2 separate regions of the Homo sapiens genome follow, and region 2 is linked to region 1. The links are chromatin contacts, found by POLR2A ChIA-PET in ENCODE. All regions are on one chromosome and are shown on one strand. Each heading gives the region's core, a stretch centred on a gene start or an enhancer-like site at or near the end of the contact. The rest is flanking DNA. Distances are from core to core; before and after follow the strand shown.

Region 1 (7,342 bases), core at 1,595-4,094:
GGAGGGAGAGAGGAAGGGAACAGTGGCACTGGCTGCCACATGCCACACAGGGAGTCAGCTGGGTGGCCGGAACGGCCTTGGACACTGATGAAGACAGTCAATATGGAGTCAGTTACATGTTCTCCCGCCTCACAACCCTGGGGAGAGTTTCGATGGTTCCCTTTTATTTAAAGGAAATTGCAGCCAGGCGTGATGGCTCACACCTGTAATCCCAGCACTTTGGAAGGCCAAGGTGGGAAAAATCATTTGAGCCCAGGAGTTCCAGACCAGCCTGGGCAACATAGTGAGACCCCATCTCTATTAAAAAACAATTTTTTTTGATTCATCTGAGTGTGGTGACACACACCTGTGGTCCCAGCTACTCGGGAGGCTGAGGAGGAGGATCCCTTGAGCCTAGGAGGTCAAGGCTGCAGTGAGCCGTGATTACACCACTGCACTCCAGCCTGGGTGACAGAACAAGACCCTGCCTCAAAAAAAACGAAAAAATGAGAGAGAGGTTAATGGCCACATACGATCAGGAAGCAGCAGAGACAGTTTTGGGGTCTAGATCTCCTTGATTGCCAGGTGGGCTCTTTTTACAATTAAGGATATAAACTCCAGTTGCAGATGGGGCCGTGGGGCAGGCAGGCCGTAGAAGGTGCCCTTCAGGTAATGCTTATGGCTTCCTGCAAGGTGGAGTTGGCCTCACTGACTCTGAGACTCTGTAGCCCTGAAGCACAAAAGCCACAGCATTCCCAGCCACTTCTGGGGTCCCCTTGAGTATGTGGCATCATCTAAGGCTTTTTTATTCATTCGTTTAACAACTTCATTGAGCACCTGTTCTGTGCAAGACACTGGTTTTTTTTTGGAGATACAGTCTCGCTCTATCCCCCAGGCTGGAGTGCAGTGACGCGATCTTGGCTCACTGCAAACCTCCACCTCCCGAGTTCAAGTGATCCTCCTGCCTCAGCCTCCCGAGTAGCTGGGATTACAGGCGCATGCCACCATGCCTGGCTAACTTTTGTATTTTTAGTAGAGACGGAGTTTCACTATGTTGGCCAGGTTGGTCTTGAATTCCTGACCTCAGGTGATCCACCTGCCTCGGCCTCCCAAACTGCTGGGATTACAGGCGTGAGCCGCCGTGCCCAGCCCCAAGACACTGTTCTTGGTGCTAGGGTTATAGCAATGCAGAAAACAGTAAAAAAGCCCAGTGAGCCGGGCGCGGTGGCTCACGCCTGTAATCCCAGCACTTTGGGAGGCCAAGGCAGGTGGATCACGAGGTCAAGAGATCGAGACCATTCTGGCCAACACGGTGAAACCCCATCTCTACTAAAAATACAAAACATTAGCGCGGCGTGGTGGCACGTGCCTGTAGTCCCAGCTACTCGGGAGGCTGAGGCAGGAGAATGGCATGAACCTGGGAGGCAGAGCTTGCAGTGAGCCGAGATCATGCCACTGCACTCCAGCCTGGGGAACAGAGCAAGACTCCGTCTCAAAAAAAAAAAAAAAAAAAGAGCCCAGCACTAACATGGGGGCTGCAGGTAGATATATGTGTAGGGCCCACATACCAAATGTGTCAAGATCGACATCACAAACTCCTAAGTAAAAGATACTCTATCTTTCTACTTGGACAGGTGTATCCTCACAGTGATTGGGAGAGCCAGATTTAAATCTGAATTCACAGACACCTAGAATACTGGGCTAGAGTGTGCCTCCGTGGGGAGGGTGAGTCCCAGCCCAGGAGCAGCGGCCAGTGCCCTGCTCTACCCAGCCCAAGCACCATCCAGCACCACCAGGCTCCTTGTGTGGCACCCCAACCCATGTGTCCCAGCTCCCTCCACTGTCCCCCAGCACAGCATTCCATTGACCACCCCATGGGCCTTGGAGTACACACCTGGGCTGTGCTGGCTGCCTGGGGACAGAACTGGGGAAGGCCTGAGGGACAAAGATGCTGGTTCTAGTAGTCACATTTCCTTTTTTTTTTTTTTTTTTTTTTTTTTGAGACAGAGTCTCACTCTGTTGCCTAGGCTGGAGTGCAGTGGTGTAATCTTGGCTCACAGCAATCTCCGCCTCCCAGGTTCAAGCGATTCTCGTGCCTCAGCCTCCTGAGTAGCTGGGACTACAGGTGCACAACACCACACCCAGCTAATCTTTGTATTTTTTGGTAGAGATAGGATTTCGCCATGTTGGTCAGGCTGGTCTCGAACTCTTGACCTCAAATGATCCGCCTGCCTCAGCCTCACAAAGTTCTGGGATTACAGGCGTGAGCCACTGTGCCCGGCCAGTAGTCACATTTCCTTAGCTCTATGAGGAGGGGCAGAAGGGCAGGGTAGAGGCCCTTGCTGCCCAGTCTAAGGGAGTTTTCAATGAGAAACAGTCCATAAACAAGACAAATCAGTAAAATACGTGGTCTAGTAAAAGTGAAGCATGGAGGAAAATGGAGCTGGGATGGGGCCTAGGGAGGAAGGGCCTGGGGGTAGGGCTCAGTTCTAGGAGCCAGGGAAGGCACTGCTGGGAAGGTGGCATTTGGACAAAGACTGGAGGCTATCAGGGAGCAAGTATGCAGTGTCCTGTCTACATAAAAGGAATGGCAAGGGCTAAGGGTTTAGCAGGTTTCAGCAGGGTTTAGCAGGGAGGCCAGTGTGGCTGGAGCAGAGGGACGGGTTGAGATGGGTCGAGAGTGTGTGCAGAGATGAGGTTGGACAGGTAAGGAGCGGGGGGCCAAGGCGCCCAGTCCTGGGTGTCCTCCTTCACGCCTGGGCTGGAGGCTGAGTTCAGGGCAAGGCCCAGTCCCAGGAGCCCTGAAAAAGGCCTGACTCAGCTCCATCCCGGGGCTGGCAGAACCTGGTTCCTCCTCTGCTGTATCCTCAGTCCCTGAGGATGCGGCAGGGCCTGTCGGGGCCTGTGGGCAGCTGCAGAGCTGGCAGGCGGGAGCTAGGAGATTCCTCTCTCGGGGAACCGGGGAGCCTGTCTGAGAGCGCCCTGTAGTCTGGTAGGGCGGTGGCTAAGACAGCAGCCCCTAAAGGCTGCAGATGTGGGAGTGACTCACCACCCTGGCCTCTCAGTGGGCTGAAAGGAGACCCCTAGGAGGCGATGGTGGAAAAGCACTCAGTGTTTAGCGCTGAGCCTGCAGTGCAGTTGGGGATCGCCAGGTGGTCACTGCCAGCCTTGTCCTCGCTTGGTATTAGGCCCTCTCCAAGTTAGAGGTGGGGTGGGAAGCCACCCCTGCATTCCCTGTACCCACTGCCCAGCAAGCGGCAGGGGTGTGGCGGGCCGGGGAGGAATCTGAGAGGGGCGGGGCGGGTCAGGAATGCCTGGGCTCCGTTCCAACTTCTGTCCCCACTGTTGTCCATCCGGTAAACCACGGCCAGCCCACAGCTGACAGGGCAGGGCGCTGAGACCTCTGTGTGTCCTCCAGGAACCTGACGACCCAGGCACTCCAGGAAGACGATGCCCACTAATTACAAGAATGATAGACTGGGCGCAGTGACTCAAGACTGTAATCTCAGCAGTTTGGGAGGCCGAGGCGGGCCGGTCACTTGAGGCCAGGAGTTCAAAACCAGCCTGGCCAACAAGGTGAAAACCCATGTCTACTAAAAATACAAAAGATAGTGGGGCATGGTAGAGGGCGCCTGTAACCCTAGCTACTCCGGAGGCTGAAGCAGGAGAATCCTTGAACCTGGGAGGTGGAGGTTGCAGCAAGTCGAGATCCCACCACTGCAGTCCAGCCTGGGTGACGAGCAAAATTCCATCTCAAAAAAAAAAAAAAGATAATTAGTAGGACTTGAACAAATTAAGCAGTTACCATGTGCCAGGTAAAACGCTGAAGTTTCACTCCAAATCAAACCACGTTTCCTCAGAGCCTCTGCACTTGCTGTGCCCTCTGCCTGGCATGCCATTCCCCTAGATTTCTCTCGGCTCCCTCACGTCCTTCAGGCATCACCCACATGTCAGCCTGTCAGAGATGCCAGCCCTGAAGGGGACTGCATCCTCCTTAGAATTGCAGCCCTGCACCCCCCAATGCTTTATCTTTTCTGTCTTTCTTTCTTTTCTTTTCTTTCTTTCTTTTTCTTTTTTTTTTTCTTTTTTTTGAGACCGAGTCTCGCTCTGTCGCCCAGGCTGGAGTACAGCGGCATGATCTCAGCTCACTGAAACCTCCACCTCCCGGGTTCAGGCGATTCTCCTGCCTCAGCCTCCTGAGTAGCTGGGATTACAGGCACCTGCCACCACACCTGGCTAATTTTTGTATTTTAGTAGAGACGGGGTTTTACCATGTTGGTTAGGCTGATCTCAATCTCCTGACCTCAGGTGATCCACCCACCTCGGCCTCCCAAAGTGCTGGGATTACAGGTGTGAGCTACCATGCTGGCAGATTTTTGTATTTTTTAATTAGGTACTGGGTTTCACTATGTTGACCAGACTGGTCTCAAACTCCTGAACTCAGGTGATCTGCCCACCTCAGCCTCCCAAAGTGCTGGGAGTACAGGTGTGAGCCACTGCACCCAGCCTATTTGTTGTTTTTCTGGGACAAGGTCTCACTCCATCTACTAGGCTGAGTGCAGTGGTATAATCACAGTTCACTGCAGCCTTGACCTCCTGGATTCAAGCAATCCTCCCACCTCAGCCTGCTGAATAGCTGGGACTACAGGTGTGTACCACCACCCCCAGCTGATTTTTTGTTTTTGGTAAGGAAGGGGTCTCACTGTGTTGCCCAGGCTGGTCTCGATCTGGCTTCAAGCCATCCTCCCTCCTGGGCCTCCCAAAGTGTTGGGATTACAGGCACGAGCCCCTGCACCCGGCGCAGAAGCACTCTTGTCAATTAGAGTGCTGGCAAGCAAGAGAGGCAAGCTCAAAAGGTGACCGGAGAAGGGTTCATGGAGGTGCAGTCTACAGTGGGGTGAGCAGGGTTGCAGGGTCTCCCTCCGTCACCCAGGCTGGAGTACAGTGGCACAATCTCGGCTTACTGCAACCTCTGCCTCCCAGGTTCAAGCGATTCTACTACCTAAGCCTCCCAAGGTGCTGGGATTGTAGGCGCCCTCCACCACGCCCGGCTAATTTTTGTATTTTTAGTGGAGACAAGGTTTCGCCATATTGGCTAGGCTGGTTTCAAGCGACCCACTCACCTCGGCCTTCCAAAGTGCTGGGATTACAGGCGTGAGCCACCGCGCCTGGCCTCCTTTTTCTGTCTCCTTCATTTCTAAAGACGGCACCATCATCAGCCCAGCTGCCCAAACCAGAAACCTAAACACCTTGTCCTCAACTCCTTCCTTTTATTGACTGCCCATGCTGATCATCCATGGAGTCCTCCCAGATATCCTGGAATTCAACCACTTCTGTCCATTCTCCACCACCACCTTTGTCCCAGCCACCAGCACCCCAACTGGGATGGCCACAATGGCCTCTGCGCTGGTTAATTCCCCGTTTCCCCCAGATCCACTCTCTTCCCTTCTTCCCGCTGCTCTGCAACCAGGAGGCAGCCCTAGCTGCCCTGTGTTCTGGATTAGGTTGGTTACATTGGGGGAAGGAACCCACAGGAGATGGGGCGGGAAGGAGGGGAAGTGGCAGTATCCCTCCGCCTGCTCCCTCCCTGCCGGGCTGGGTTTGGCACTGGCTGCGCTCTGCACCCTCTATGGCCACAGCTCCTGTCATGTGGACCCTCTTCCATGGCTCCAACACTCCCTGGGGTCTGAAAGGCAGTTTCTGCACTTGCCCTGTTAGGACTAAGGGCTGCCCTGGCTTCCCATTTGCTAGTCTGAGGATGCCTCGCCATCCCAGCTGGTCACCCTAACCGAGTGGTTCTCAACCAGGGGTAGTTATGCCATCTCAGGGGATATTTGGCAATGTCTGGAGTCATTTGTGGTTGTTACCACTGGAGTGGGGGTGCTACTGGCATCTAATGAGTAGAGGCCAGAGATGTTGCTAAACCCCCTACAATGCACAGGACAGCCCCCACAGCACATGATCCTCCCTCTGAAAAGTCAATAGAGCTTAGATTGAAAAACTATGGCTGGGCGCGGTGGCTCACGCCTGTAATCCCAGCACTTTGGAAGGCCGAGGCAGGCGGATCGCTTGAGACCAGCCTGGCCAACATGGCAAAACCCCGTCTCTACTAAAAATACAAAAATTAGCCGAGTGTGGTGGCGGGCGCCTGTAATTCCAGCTACTCAGGAGGCCGGGGCAGGAGTAATCGTTTGAACCCAGGAGGCAGAGGTTGCAGTGAGCCGAGATTGAGTGACTGCACTCCAGCCTGGGCGACAGAGCGAGATTCTGTCTCAGAAGAAAAAAGGAGAGAAAGAGAAAAAGGGAGAGAGAGAGAGAAAGAAGAAAAGAAGAAAGGAAGAAAGGAGAGAGGGAAGGAGAGAAGGGAGGGGAGGGGAGGAGAGGGGAGGGGAGGGGAAGGAGGGGGGAGGGGGGAGGGGACGGGAGGAAAGGGGAGGGGAGGGGAGGGGAGGGGAGGAGAGAAGGCGAGGTGGCTCATGCCTGTAATCCCAGCACTTTGGGAGGCCAAGGTGGACGGATCCACTGAGGTCGGGAGTTTGAGACCAGCCTGACCAACATGGAGAAACCCTGTCCCTACTAAAAATACAAAACTAGCCGGGCATGGTGACGCATGCCTGTAATCCCAGCTACTCGGGAGGCTGAGGCAGGAGAATCGCTTGAACCCAGAAGGCGGAGGTTGCCGTGAGCTGGGTTGCGGCATTGCACTCCAGCCTGGGCAACAAAAGTGAAACTCCAGCAGAGAGAGAGAGAGGGAGAAAGAGAAAAAAAGAAAGAAAAAGAAAGAAAAGGAAAGAAGAAAGAAAGAGAAAGAGCAGGTGTGAGGAGGGCAGTGCAGAGTTCTGGGCATTTTGAACACTTGGAGGCGGCTGGGGGACCTGTGAGTGAGGAAGTTCAGGTGCAGCAGGGCTACCCAAGGTTACACAGGTGAGGAACTGCACACAGGGCTGGCTGCACGCAGGGCTGGCTGCGCCCATGCCAGGGACGGTATGGTGCCGGTTTCCCACAGCCTCTGTTCTGCTTCCCACTGGAGAGGGGACGGGGAAGTGGCCAGCAGCTGGAGAGGAAGGGAAAGGGGAAGTGGTGGTCCCGTGGGAACTTACATCCTTTATTTCATCTTCTTTGCCTCCCCACTGGGGTGGTTTCCCAGGAAGAGAAGTAAAAGCTGAGGGGTGAGGCCTGAGTAGGGGGCACGAGGGCGAGGGCATGGGCACTGACTCACAGAGAGGAGCAGAGGAACCCTGCTTGTGTCACCTTTCAGTATCGGACAGTGGAGTGGGAGGATAAGAGGAACAAGGCAGCCCTGTCTACTCTGGGTGCAGCCCAGGGATGGAGGAGCAGCCAGTGCTCCCAGGACAGCCCTAAG
Region 2 (7,342 bases), core at 1,879-4,378, 39 kb before region 1:
GGTTTTTAATACTTTATTGTGCTTTTTAAAGCACAACACAGCTGGGCACAGTGGCTCATGCCTGTAATCCCAGCACTTTGGGAGGCTGAGGCGGGCAGATCATGAGGTCAGGAGATTGAGACCAGCCTGGCTAACATGGTGAAACCTCACGTCTACAAAAGATACAAAAAATTAGCCGGGTGTGGTGGCATGTGCCTGTAGTCCCAGCTACTCGGGAGGCTGAGGCAGGAGAATCACTTGAAACTGGGAGGTTCAAGTGAGCCGAGATCATGCCACTGCACTGCAGCCTGGGTGACAGCGTTAGCCTCTGTCTCAAAAAATAATAAATAAATAAATATAAAGCACAACACATCATATTTGACCCTAACAAGCACCTGGGGGTGTGTGTGTGTGTGTATTCCCATTTTAGAGACTGGAAATTAAGCAGCAATAAATGGCTTACATTTATTGAGTACTTACTGTTAAACAGTTTAGAGATTAAGTGATTGACGCAAGGCTGCAGAGCCAGTACACAGCACTTTTACCTACCAGACCCTTAATTGTTACCACAGCTGTCTCAGGTTGATCACTGGGATCTTTGTTCTGGCATGGTCCTTGAGGATGGTAGCCAGTGAGCCAGACAGCACACCTCATGCTGAGTCAGCCGCGTTCCAAACTCTCAGAGTGCCTAGTTTGGGTTTCACTCTGGGAGGGAAGACTCACCTCCTAAGGGTTATGAGGAACTTGATGAACACAGCAGAGCTTTCGTCAGCCAAAACTCCCCTGGAACTGCTTTCTCCACCCTCAACGACATGGGGTTGCCATATAATTTTTCTAGTCGGGGGAAAAACTCACATCAAATTCTGATTGAAAATCAAATACATGTTTACTGTGGAAAAACTGGAAGGCAAAATGGGGGCCTACCACCCATACGGGACCTTTGTCTTTTCAAAGGAATATTTGAAATCAATCATCCATTTCCCAATCTTTCCACCTGAGTCTTTGTTGAGGGTATCTGATCTGAGGCAGAGGGCCCGAGTCTGAATGATTTCACCACTCACTCTCCAGGCTTGCCTCCCCAGTATCCCAGCTTCCTCTTCTGCTTGGCTGGGTCAGAGAAGGGCTGCAAGCTGAGGCCCTCACACACCCCGTCAGCCCTATCTGTGAGAAGATCCAGGTCCAGGGGGCCTGTGTATAGATGGGTGCCATCCGCCAGGTGTAACTGCACTCCACCTGGGTTCTGTTGCCCTCCAAGAGCTGCTCTGCTTACAGCTCTGGGGAAAAAGGCCTGGACACCCAATAGGTGCACCCAGGGCTCTGGCAGGCCCTTGCAGAGCTGCCCCAAGCTTGCTAGGCAAGGGCAATGGGCCTCCCAGCATGCCCAGGGGTGGGTCCCAAGTGAATCCAGGAGCCCCAAGGCCTCTTGGGATCCCAGCATGTGCAGCCTCTTCCCCCCACCCCACTTTGCTGCCCTATGACCTCTCCCGTGGGTCTCCTCAAAACGGGTCTGGCTCACTGGCCACCATCTTGGTTTTCTTGTGCGTGGAAAATACTTGGTGACGGAGAGAGGCAGACCACAGCCTTGGCACCAGGGCTCAGCCCCTCTCTCTCTCTTCTTTTTGGTACAAGAATAAAACTATAAATATTTTATATAATAATTGTCAGCCTTATGCTATAAATGGCTTTATGACCTGCTTTTTTCCCCCCTCTGCAAAATACTTTTTCCTGGGTAGGTTTTCTTTTATAGTATTTAAGGCTGTAGATTAGGCATTTGGGTGACTGTGGCACAGCATAATTAACTGTTCTGTTGAGAGTTAGGTTGTTGAGACCTTTTTTTGCTTTTTTTCCCTATTAAGCAAGTCACGAACATCCTGGCAGGTATGGTTTTGTCACATCTGGGATGGTATCTTGGCACAATTCCTGGGTCAATGGGCTTGTTTAAGGCATTTTAATTTGCCAGAAAGGTTGTGCCAGTTAATATTCCCCCACCCCTAGCAATATATAGCAGCACCCGGTTCCCAACTGTGACACAGCACTTGCCCTTTTAATTTGTATTTCTTAGTTGGTGAACTTTTTTCTATATGTAGTTTTACTTAGGAAAAATGCCAGAATCTTTCTTCAAGTCACTTCCACCTACTTTTCCCCGGTGCCCTCTTATCCCAATCCCTTAACAGAAGGTAGTGATAGCTATAAGGACAAATTTGTTTGTTTTGTGAGCTAGGTATGTCCCTAAAGCAAGCTAGAATAGAAATTTCCTAGGCAATCTCTTCCCCCAACTCCCCAGGCTGCCTTTTGGCCACAATATGTTTAAGATGATGTTTTCCTTTTCCTCTAGTCAAAATACCCAGAGATCAGTAGGGAAATTGGTGGAGAGTGATCACTTGATGGACATTTTGTCTACGGAAAGATGGGTGGTTTTATTTTGCCAGAACATCCAGTAATGTTGGACATCAGGACCAGATAGCACCTCCAGGAAGAGACAAGCTCCTGACCTTCAAGGGTATTCCCTTGGGAGTATGGAGGTGTCTAGGCAAATTCCAACCTAAAAGCAGGCCTGGAACATAAGAGGAATGAGTTCTTAGCCCAGCATCCATCAATTCTTATAAGTCTATTTAAAAAGCTTTCTTTTCCCAATAGCTCTAGTACCCCAGGGACCAAACTCTTCTTGCCCAAGTTTTATTAGTGGCGCCAGTTCAGGACCCGAGGCCAGGCTTGGCAGGATGATCTTTAGAGAGGAGCTTTGAACATAGGCCAGAGACTCCTGGTTTCCATTGGATGTCTTCTATCGAGTGCAGATACATAGAGCTCTGGCTTTTTTGTTGTTAATTTCTCTTTTTATTTATTTTTACCTATAATGTGTCCTATGATATTAATTGTTAATTTCTCTAGAAGCAGCCTCAGGTTACTGATTCCCTTTTTCCCTTCCCCGACAGTATTTTAGGGAATGTACATTTAGGCTCAGTGCTAAAAGCTGTCCATTTATATTGGTAGAGCAGGCACCTCTTCATCAGGTTCATTGACCTTGTAATTCAGAATCCTTGTGGGAGAAACTGAGGCTAATGCGGTCAAATGACTGTCTGAAGCCCTGGATGGGTGTGGAAGAAAGAGCTATGTTTAGGCTTTCATTTTCCAGCCTTAAATTCTGAACTATTGCCCCATGTGCTCATCATCAAGTTGCCCCAGAAAGAGTTTGATGCAAGCCCATTCATGCCCCCGTGATTTGGCCAAGATGTGTGGCCTTGTGGAACCATGCTGCAGTTAGGAACAGGAGTCAGTTTACTTCGCTGACTATTAAAAGATGGGGTAAAGGAGGGATGAGTGATGATGAGACCTGGTTTCGTATCAGTTTCATTATGAAACTAGTGATACAAGCCAGTGGTGCCAGGAAGCATCTGGGAGGAAATTGTAATGATCTGCCCCAGGGCTTACCATTTACTATGTCTTGACTCATAGCTTGCAGAGAAGACTACTCATGTTCCTACATGTGCCTAGCAAGTTTCCCTAGAAAGGCCAGCTTTTTCATGAAATCTCCGTCTTCTGCTTCCTCTGGTAAACCACAGAGGACCCCTACAAAACAGCCCTCTCCAAATGCAGACTGAGCCAGTTCCCTATTGTGCCCTCTGGTCCCATGTGTCACCATCTTTGATCAGCTTCATCCGTTGAGTAAAGCATACAGCTGTAGCTAACTTCTTCCCACTTTGAGAGAGAATTTTTCGATGGTATACATAGAAAGAGGCCAGGATGTGGATGTCAGAAGCCTAGGTTAATTGTAAGTAGTCTAAGGTACCTTTTTATTGAGAGCTTACCTTACTTACTCTGGGCCAGGCACAGTATTCAGTGCTGTTTGAACACTATCCCATTTAATCTTCCTAATAACCTGATGAGGTAGGTATTGTTTCATTTTCCAGATGAGGAAACTGAGCTTCTATATAATCATACAATTTGCCCAATCATGTGATAGATAAGTGACATTATAGGGATTGGAATCCAAGTCTTCTGGACTCCAAATTTCGTATTCTTCATTATTTCCCTGCCTTCAGGATTTGAAACCTGATCTTGCTGCTTCCTGGGGCAGTTCAACCCCTGGCAGCCTCTTGTTTCCTGAGTTGTCAGATTGGGAGAAGTAATACCACATTGCAGGTTATTTTGTGAGGATTTGGGTAGGAAAACACTTAGCTGGGTATCCTGAGCAGAGTGGGTGTTTGAAGCTTATTCCTATCAGTCTGGACCATTGCCCCTTGGTTGTGCTCTGTACCCAACTCAAAGCAGTTTAGAGCTGATGGGGCCAGCTCCTCAGATGTATCTGGAATATGCACCCTGAGTGGGAGGCACATACACCTATAATACATGACCGTTGGCTTCCCCTTGATTATTGACACTGTCCCTTCTACAAATAGATGCACAGCCCAGATACTGTGCTACAAATATGTGGAACCATGTAACAGTGGAAATATGCCAGAAGACAGGGTAGTAGAGTGAGTTGTACACTCTAGTGGGAAGCAGATTTTGTAGACAGCGGGAAGAGGATTTCTAGCTCCTGGTGGGGTGGCGGGGGGGGTGGGCGGTAGCAGCTCTCAGAGTTTTGGGGATTAAGTCTTCTGAGTAGTAGGGGAGTCAATCCATTAGCCTCCTTCTGGGTTACCTGGTGGGAGAGGATTGGAGTCATTGAGTCTCTCCTTAAAGGAAATAATTGACAGAATTGTCTGGTTAGCCCTTTACTGGCTAAAGATCTTCCCTTAGGAAGAGGGCTGTTTTAGGATTGAGAAAAGTGGCCAGGCACAGTGGCTCATGCCTGTAATCCCAGCACCCTGGGAGGCCAAGGTGGGAGGGTCACTTGTGCCCAGGAGTTCTAGACCAGCCTGGGAAACAGCAAGACCCTGTATCTACCAAAAAAATAAAAGTGACCTTTAGTCACTCACTTTGGGAGGCCAAGGTGGGTGGATCACTTGAGTTTGAGACCAGCCTGACCAACATAGTGAAACCCTGTCTCTACTAAAAATACAAAAAATTAGCCGGGCCTGGTGGCGGGCGCCTGTAGTCCCAGCTACTCGGGAGGCTGAGGCAGGAGAATGACGTGAACCTAGAAGGCGGAGCTTGCAGTGAGCCGAGATTGCGCCACTGCACTCCAGCCTGGGCAACAGAGCAAGACTCTGTCTCAAAAAAAAAAAAAAAAAAAAAGAACATCATTAGTACTTAAGTAGTTCTTGAATGAATGCTGCATTGACGAACCTGGCTTTAGAACCTGACCACCCTGGGTTCTCATTCTAATTCCAAGCTGTTCGACCTTTGGCTAGTCATCTCACCGCCACCACCCCTCACCCCCAGCCCTAGTTTCCTCATGTGGTAAATGGTGGGTAATGGTCTGTAAGGTTCTGGGGGTCTACACATTCCCGGTTGGGGTTTATTTTTCTTGAAATGGTTTTGCTCTGTCTCCAGCTGGGGTGCAGTGGCAAGAGCATGGATCCCTGTAACCTCGACCTCCTGGGCTCAAGGTATCTTCCCACCTCAGTTACCTAAGCAGCTGGGACTACATCATGGTTTGGAGTTTCAACTTGTACGTTACTCATGATGGTTCTGTGAAGTGTAATATCCATCTTCCAAATGAGAAAGCATAAATACCTAATAAGTTAATTCAAGTTCTACATCAGCAGTGATATTTCCAATTAATGGATTCTTGAGGGACTTTCACAGGGTCTTCAGCCCAGCTTTAAATAATACTGAATCAGCCTGGCACAGTGGCTCATGCCTGTAATCCCAGCACTTTGGGAGGCCAAAGCGGGTGGATCGCTTGAGGCCAGGAGTTCGAGACCACCCTGGCCAACATGGTGAAACCCTGTCTCTACTAAGAATACAAAAATTAGCTGGGCGTGGTGGTGCACTCCTGTAGTCCCAGCTACTCAAGAGGCTGAGGCAAGAGAATCGCTTGAGCCCGGGAGGTGGAGGTTGCAGTAAGCTGAGATTACACCACTGCACTCCAGCCTGAGTAACAGAGCGAGACTGTGTCTCAAAAAAACAAAAACAAAAAAGTAGTACATAAATATTATCTATTAATAGTAATTTAGAAGGGGAGGGATTTTAGATTGATGTACTTTTTTTTTTTTTTTTTAAGAGACAGGGTCTAGCTATATTGGCCAGGCTGGACTCAAACTCCTGGGCTCAAGCAATCTGCCCACCTCAGCCTCCCAAGTAGCTGGTACTACAGGTGCCTGCCACCATGCCCAGCTGAGATTTGATGCCCACTTGCTAGGTTTGCCATAACAAAGTGCCAGGTACTGGGGTGGCTTAAATAACAGAAATTTATTTTCTTATAGTTCTGGCTTGTAGATGGACAACTTCTCCCTGTGGCTTCACATAGTCTTCCCTCTGTAACTACCTGTGTCCAAACCAAACTTCTTCCTCTTCTAAAGATACCAGTCATGCTGGATTAGGGCCTAGCCTAATGAGTTCATTTTACCTTTTTTTTTTTTTTTTTTTGAGATGGATCTTGCTCTGTTGTCCAGGCTGGAGTGAGGTGGTGCGATCTCGGCTTACTGCAACCTCTGTCTCCTGGGTTCAAGCGATTCTCCTGCCTCAGCCTCCCGGGTAGCTGGGACTACAGGCGCAGGCCACCATGCCCAGCTAATTTCTGTATTTTTAGTAGAGACGGGATTTTACTATGTTGGCCAGGCTGATCTCAAACTCCTGACCTCAGGTGATCCGCCCATCTTGCCCTCCGAAAGTCCTGGGATTACAGGCGTGAGATACCATGCCTGGCTGACTTCATTTTACCTTAATTACCTCTTTAAGGTCCCTGTCTTCACATTTAATGGCCATTTTAGGTACCAGTGGTTAGGACTTCAACATAAGAATTTTGGAGGGACACAACTCGTGTTAAGGGAAAACTTGGACCTGCAGAAAAATTGAGAAAATAAGTTGCCAACAGGTAGTCATGGCCAAATGGTTATTGCAGTGAACTTGAAAATAAGTTTCTGTAAAATTAGCCGGGCGAGGTGGCGGGCGCCTGTAGTCCCAGCTACTCGGGAGGCTGAGGCAGGAGAATGGCGTGAACCCCAGGGGGCGGAGCCTGCAGTGAGCCGAGATTGCGCCACTGCACTCCAGCCTGGGCGACAGCGAGACTCCGTCTCAAAAAAAAAAAAAATAAATAAATAAAAAATAAAAAAAAAAGAAAATAAGTTTCTGATGACCTTCATCATTGGGAAAGGTCATTTCAGTCATTTTTCTGTGCATAGTTACATGTATTATATAGTAGTTCTGCATTCTTATTTTGTTTTACTATCATAGTATAAGAACTTCCCTATATAAAGTGTTATATTGCATAGCTGGATAAATAACCTATGGAGTAAGTGCCCCCATAGATTATTTG

The links. ChIA-PET counts read pairs that join two places held with the same protein, here RNA polymerase II (POLR2A).
Region 2: POLR2A ChIA-PET joins it to region 1 with 12 read pairs in MCF 10A. The contact joins two enhancer-like sites. POLR2A ChIA-PET finds 5 or more read pairs at or near these places in 7 of 52 experiments (H1, MCF 10A, OCI-LY7 and 3 more).

The regions. Positions count from the first base shown.
Region 1 is chr16:68,704,592-68,711,933 of GRCh38, forward strand. It overlaps a transcript of CDH3 not described here. Among named protein-coding and RNA genes, the nearest start is that of CDH1, 29 kb to the right of the region's middle. RefSeq lists silencers at 1-49, 2,835-3,129, 6,869-7,038, 7,109-7,158, 7,189-7,238, enhancers at 2,441-2,998, 3,203-3,347, 6,277-6,778, 6,779-7,278 and a cis regulatory region at 3,275. Within about 2 kb of position 2,845, at least 9 of the 41 ENCODE cell types and tissues checked have a DNase peak (open chromatin) inside an H3K27ac peak, as active enhancers do.
Region 2 is chr16:68,665,088-68,672,429 of GRCh38, forward strand. The region is part of intron 2 of CDH3 (cadherin 3); the gene reads left to right. Among named protein-coding and RNA genes, the nearest start is that of CDH3-AS1, 23 kb to the left of the region's middle. Within about 2 kb of position 3,129, at least 3 of the 41 ENCODE cell types and tissues checked have a DNase peak (open chromatin) inside an H3K27ac peak, as active enhancers do.